Linked DNA regions of Homo sapiens: region 1 is linked to region 2. Evidence: read pairs that join two places in POLR2A ChIA-PET (ENCODE). Cell type or tissue: Caco-2. All regions are shown on one strand. Each heading gives the region's core, and the rest is flanking DNA. Links, peaks and the distances in the headings are about the cores only. Region 1 has its middle 12 kb from the start of FOXA1. Region 2 has its middle 68 kb from the start of LINC00517.

What was found. Peaks named below come from ENCODE experiments on the same cell type or tissue, not always from the same donor. Only the 100,000 strongest peaks of a DNase experiment are listed, where the experiment ranks them.
Region 1: POLR2A ChIA-PET joins it to region 2 with 8 read pairs; 1 of 35 experiments calls an interaction of 5 or more read pairs at or near these places.

What each region holds. Positions count from the first base shown.
Region 1 is chr14:37,582,043-37,584,847 of GRCh38, reverse strand. No RefSeq gene overlaps it. Among named protein-coding and RNA genes, the nearest start is that of FOXA1, 12 kb to the left of the region's middle. In Caco-2, for the core only: no CTCF peak of the experiment used is centred there; DNase peaks (open chromatin) are centred at 267, 967 and 1,357; H3K4me3 peaks cover 2,162 bases.
Region 2 is chr14:37,968,388-37,971,192 of GRCh38, reverse strand. No RefSeq gene overlaps it. Among named protein-coding and RNA genes, the nearest start is that of LINC00517, 68 kb to the right of the region's middle. In Caco-2, for the core only: no CTCF peak of the experiment used is centred there; DNase peaks (open chromatin) are centred at 1,552 and 2,222.

The DNA of each region.
Region 1 (2,805 bases), core at 96-2,595, 390 kb after region 2:
CTGCGCTATGTGCGGAGTCACGGGTGAAAAGTCCTAACTACGTGTCGCACGAAGGCCTCTTGACGAGTGCACACCTTCACGGACTCAGACTCATTAATCTCTAGCTGAGCCAGTTACCTTAGATGCTGGGTTCCAGTGCTTAAAAATAAAGACCAGCCCGCTCCTTGCCCTCAAGGAGAAGCCAGCTTTTCCCACCCTCACCCCCAAAGAATTGTGCGGCCTCCCAGTCGGACTCATCAGCCACACAGGTGGATCTCCTGCGCTACGCCAGGTGGGCGGGAGGAACGGCAGATCCCTGGCCGGAGGCCTGAAGCCCAAAGGTCCCCGCCGCCGGGTGCCGGCCTCATTCCAGCCCCGGCCTCCCGGGCGGAACCCCCTCCCCACCGGGCCCTGGGCCCCACCCGCCAGACGGTGCCCGGGTGCCCCGAGACATATGCTGCCCGCAGGCCGCGCGGCCCGACGGAGTGCTCACTGCCGAGGCGGTTCTCAGCCCATCAAAAGCCCAGGCTTTCTTCAGCCGTATGGGCCGCGAGGTGAACAACAATGCCCGGGCCCCTTCACTTCAAAAGCAGCGATCAGGGGAAAGGCTCCCCCAGAGAATTTTTTTTTCCCCTCAGCCTTTCATTCCTGGTTTGAAAAAAAAAAAAAAAAAGGCATCAGCAACTCCAGGCCCCGGGCGAGCCTAATGCCCTTTGATGGGGATTGAATTCATTATCTCCAATAACACAATTGTGCTTGGCCAACGAAAAGAGCAAAGCAGGGCTCTATCCCGCCGGAGGGGCCCGGCCGGGCGGGGCTGGCAGGCGAGCAGTGCTCCTGGGGACCCGCACACAGGCGCAGTCCTGGCCCGCCCGGCCCGCTGCGACGCCCCCTGGGCTCGGGGGGGCGCGGGCACGCCCGAGGCTGCAGGACCAGTGGCGCCGCCCGCCAGGACCGGGCGAGGAGGGGCGGGACGGCTCTCTTGTCTGATTTATTTTTCGTTTCTCCCTTCGCAACCATCCCCCGAGGGCTGCCCCCGCAGAATGGGTATTTACTCTCCTCCCTCCCGGCCTCCAGCTGGGAAGCCATCCCTGGTGCCCGGGGCGCGCTGGGCAGAAGGGCCGCCCTGCGCCCCTGGCTGAGCACGCAGGGCTCTCAGCATCCCGGCCGCGCCGCCCAACCCCGGCGCGGAGCTGGCTGTACCCGCAACCTGGCAAGGAAAAACTGGGCCCCCTCTCGCTTCCACGCCAGCCATTGCGGAAAAGCGCCCCAGGAACCTGGGCGGGGACCGCGGGACACCAGGTCCCGCCCCCGGGTGCAGGGATCTGGACGCGGGGCTTGATGCCTGGTCCCCTCGGCTTCCGGGCCTGTGGACACTGCCTGGGACCGCCACCTGACACGAATGTCGCCTCCTCCCGGGTTTCACCGCCATCCCTGCCCTTTCAGCCACCTCCAGCCCCCGCCTTCTCTGCCCTCTTGATTGTACGGAGGTGGAGGTGAAAACCCACTAAGACACTGCGGGTCTTGACCTCGTGTGTGTGTGTGTGTGTGTGTGTGTGTGTGTGTGTGTGAGAGAGAGAGAGAGAGACAGAGAGAGAGAGAGAGAGAGAGAGGAGAGGGGGGAGAGGGAGAGAGAGAGAAGAGGGAAAGAGAGAGATTATATTTTGAATTTCTCAGACTCATGATCAAAGAAGACTTCATAGCCTGTTGTCTTATTAAATTGCAGTTCAAGGCATTACTGAGATGCTTCCTACACAACCTTACTCCCCCTCTTCACCCCCATTACTGGGGAAAGTTCGGACTGAAGTTTTATTTCAGTCAGATAAATAATAATAATAATAACAATTTAAAGTACTTTAAACAAACAGAAGACTTATTGAAATGCTCTGCGGTAGTAACTGTGGATTGGTCGTTCCTCACTAATGAGTCATGACTATCCCAACCTCCAAGCAATGGACTCTTCACCTTTCTCTTCAGAGAATTAGAGCCAGCACACACATGCTGTAGGAGGTATATAGACAGGTAGATAGCTATATATATATATTCACACAAATTGATATAGCGACTTAGAGGAGCATCCACAAGAACTTCCTATCTATACAACTGTCCTGAAAGCAAGGAAGCAAGAAATTGAGTAATATGCTGATTTGAGGTCAACCGAGAGAAGTGTTTCAGATTTGACTTTCAGAGAGGCATTATTTTCATCAGGAGATACAGGGATTAATTATTTAATTCTCTTCAGCATAGAGTAACCTTTACAAATTTAACCCATTGACTCTGACTACAACCTTCAATGTTTAGGCCTCAGCACTGGGGGTTCCTCTCCAGTACGTAAGATTAAAAGACTTCAGTTCTTGGCTCCAGGCTTTCTTTCTTCCCCTTTGTCTTATAGAGCAGCATCCTGAATGTAATTTATATTAAAATATATATTGACTTTTGTGAAGTCTTTTTAGTTTTCATTTACCTCAGAAAGGATGTAAAACATTTACCTTGCAGATATTTTGAGTGTCTAATAAAGAAGTGTATGGGAAATTCTATTCTTTAGATGAGTTTTAAACTCTGGATTCTACAGGTTGTCAAAAAATGAATGAATTCTCTTTTGGACCCTTAGCCTATTTTTTATTAACTTATTAAAAATAGGTTTGAATCTTGGTGGCTGGTTCATTTACATTGTGGTGACTTACTTCAGTCACCTTTTATAAAATCTCTTTTGCAACATCAAGTGGAGGTTTAATCTTTGTCTTGAATTGTGCCACACATATCCCACACCTGGTGGACTGCTGCGCTTCCTTTGCATATTCATTGTCACATGCTTAGAAATACTGG
Region 2 (2,805 bases), core at 109-2,608:
TTCCAGTGCATTCCAGCCCATCTCCACTTGAATGCCCCACAGGTATCTCCCACTAAAATACCTAAAACTGAAATTATTTTCCTGTTCCTTCTGTTCCTTTCCCCTTCCCTACTCTCTTAGTTTCATTTCTTCCAGGGGCAAATCCTGAGGCAAAGATTCCAGTGCAAATAGTTTATTTGGAAGGTGATCCAGAAGAGGCTACTAGGGAATTGGAGCAGTGAGATGAGGAAGGGAAGGTAGCCAAAGAGGCTTAGTTATCAAACAAGTTACCACCTGGAGCTGAATCACACCGGGAAACTCAGAGTAGACTATAAACCTCAAGTAATGCCACCTGGGGTGCAAAGGTACTGAGGTATTTAACCAACGATCCCGCTAGAAAATGTTTGAGGGCTGTTGCCAGGACATTAATTCCCTAGCACTTCCCTTCTTTCCCCTTGCCATCAGAAAAATCCCTCAGGCGATGCCCACTTCAGCTGTAAGGCTGCACACAGAGGTTATGAGGGGGACACAAACAAGTTCTGTCCAGCTCTGTTTTGCATGTCGGTCAGTGGCACCACAACCCAGCAGTGACCACGGCTAGAACCCTTAAATCCATCCATGATTTCTCCCTCTTCTTCACCCTTCACATTGACTCAGACACCAAATCTTGTTGATTTTATGTCCATTGTACTGTCAACTTCATTCACCCTTCTCAATCCTTGTGCCATTGTCTTAATTCAATAAATCAATGTCTCTCCTAAACTATTGCCATAAATAGATTCCTTTTGGTCTCCAGACCCCTCCTTCAAGCTGCCATCAGAGTCATCCATCTTTTGCACTATTCCAGAGGGATAAGATAATAACAGCCAATGGGTACTGAATGCTCTCTCTTTCTTGTGCCAGCCACTGAACTAAGCATACTACATGCATTAACTCATTTAATCCTCACAACAAATTTATAAGACAGGTAATAGTTTTTACCCTCATTCTACAGATGAGGTCACTGAGCCTTAGAGATGTGAATAAAGTCAGAGCTAGTAAGATTAGAGAAGGAATCCAAACCCAGAGAGTCTGGCCCCAGAACTCTGGTGTTTAGTAACCATAAGATATTGCCATTGTACTCAGTTGTCTGTTTAAAATGCAAATCCAATTATGTCATTTCTCTTGGTAAAAGCCTAACCCCATCAATGTTTTCCTAAAACATTAATGATCAAAGTCATAACTCTTAAGTGTCAGGACACCATGTGATATAGTGGCCTCAGGTTCCCTGGCTAGCTTATCTTTCTCTACCTGTACTCATATATTAGTTTCTAAACTTCAGCCATCAGGAACAGGAAGCACTGTGTTTCATTAAAACATGGGGTGCTTTGAGGAGAGTCACAGAAGACAAGCCTATGTTCATACCACAGAGGCCTTTGAAAAAATCACCACATCAAAGAAGCAATATATCCCTCCAGGAGACAGCCACCTGCCTCAGCCATCAATATTTCTGAAAAAGTAGTCAGGACTTCAACCTCACACCAGTCAGAAAGGGCCTAAACCAGCTGGGAGGCCAGCTGACCTAAACACCTGTTGACCAAGTTCTCACGTTTGCTAGCAGGTGTTGTCTGACTTCTGCTGCTCTCTGGCTAGCCAAGGTGCTGCCTGCCCAATCCTCTCCCCACCCCCCCGCCTTCTTTCCATGGCCATTTGAAGTGATTCTTCCTCTGCTAGAACTTTGTCTGCTGGCCACATCACTCTTCCTCTGCTCTGAGCTTGAAAAGAACTCTCTGCCTTGTGTTCTTATGAATTCATTTCATTTTCCCCTGAAAGTAGAGCTCCAGTACATAAGAGGATAGAAGGCATCTTATAGTTCATGGATGCCCTTCAGTACTTAGAATGTGAAAGATTTGCAATATATAGTCAAATGAATTAGTTAGATGTTATATCAAGATTCTGTCCAAGCCTATATTTTAAGTCCTAATGTTCTCACATTTTGAATGTATGTTACCATGTAATAAATTACACAAATCATTGTTGAAAGAATATTAAATCCTGAAGGTCGACTCAGGTCTAATTAATAATAAGCAATAGGCTATATTTCATATATGAAAATGGCCCACTATCAGTAAAGCAAATATTGTGAAAGTTAAATATTCACAGGGCTGGTCTTTATCAGACCAAATAGTGTTATGGGTGGTTAATATTGCACAAGACAATTCTGTCATCCTGTTAACAGGGTATTAATCACCTGCCACACCCCCACCAGTTCCCTCACCCCACCCCTCTTTATTATTTTGCTGGTTATCGCTTTGGATATAGATACAGTGAGACCTATTAATATTTCCCTGACAGAAGCAAAAATTGCCAGTAGGCAAATTTAAAAATTATGTTTCACAGAGGAATTCATTTCCCAATGCATATGCAAATTGTTGTCAATTTGTTATCTATTCACACCGTTAACACCTTCATATGAAGTGATTAAAACTTTCTCCCTGCAGGAGAGAGATGAATTTGGAATTGTATTTTCAACATAGAGTCAACATTTTATTTTCAATGTGCCAGGAGAATTATGTTATGATAGAAACCATATATTTCTGCTGTGAAACATTATGGAGCACAGAGGTGGGAGAAGTGGAAACTGACCTTCATTAAACCTATGGCTGGAGATGGACGGCGGCCTTCCTATCCAGTAGAGAGCTTCATTGATGAGTGAAACGAAGATGTTCTTACTGGTCAACTTGCAGTAGAACACTGCAGAATAATTAAATCAGCTCCAAGTTTCCTTGCCTAAAAATCAATTTTAGAGAAAATTTTGCTTCAGTGAAGATAGCTCTACCTCCCCTG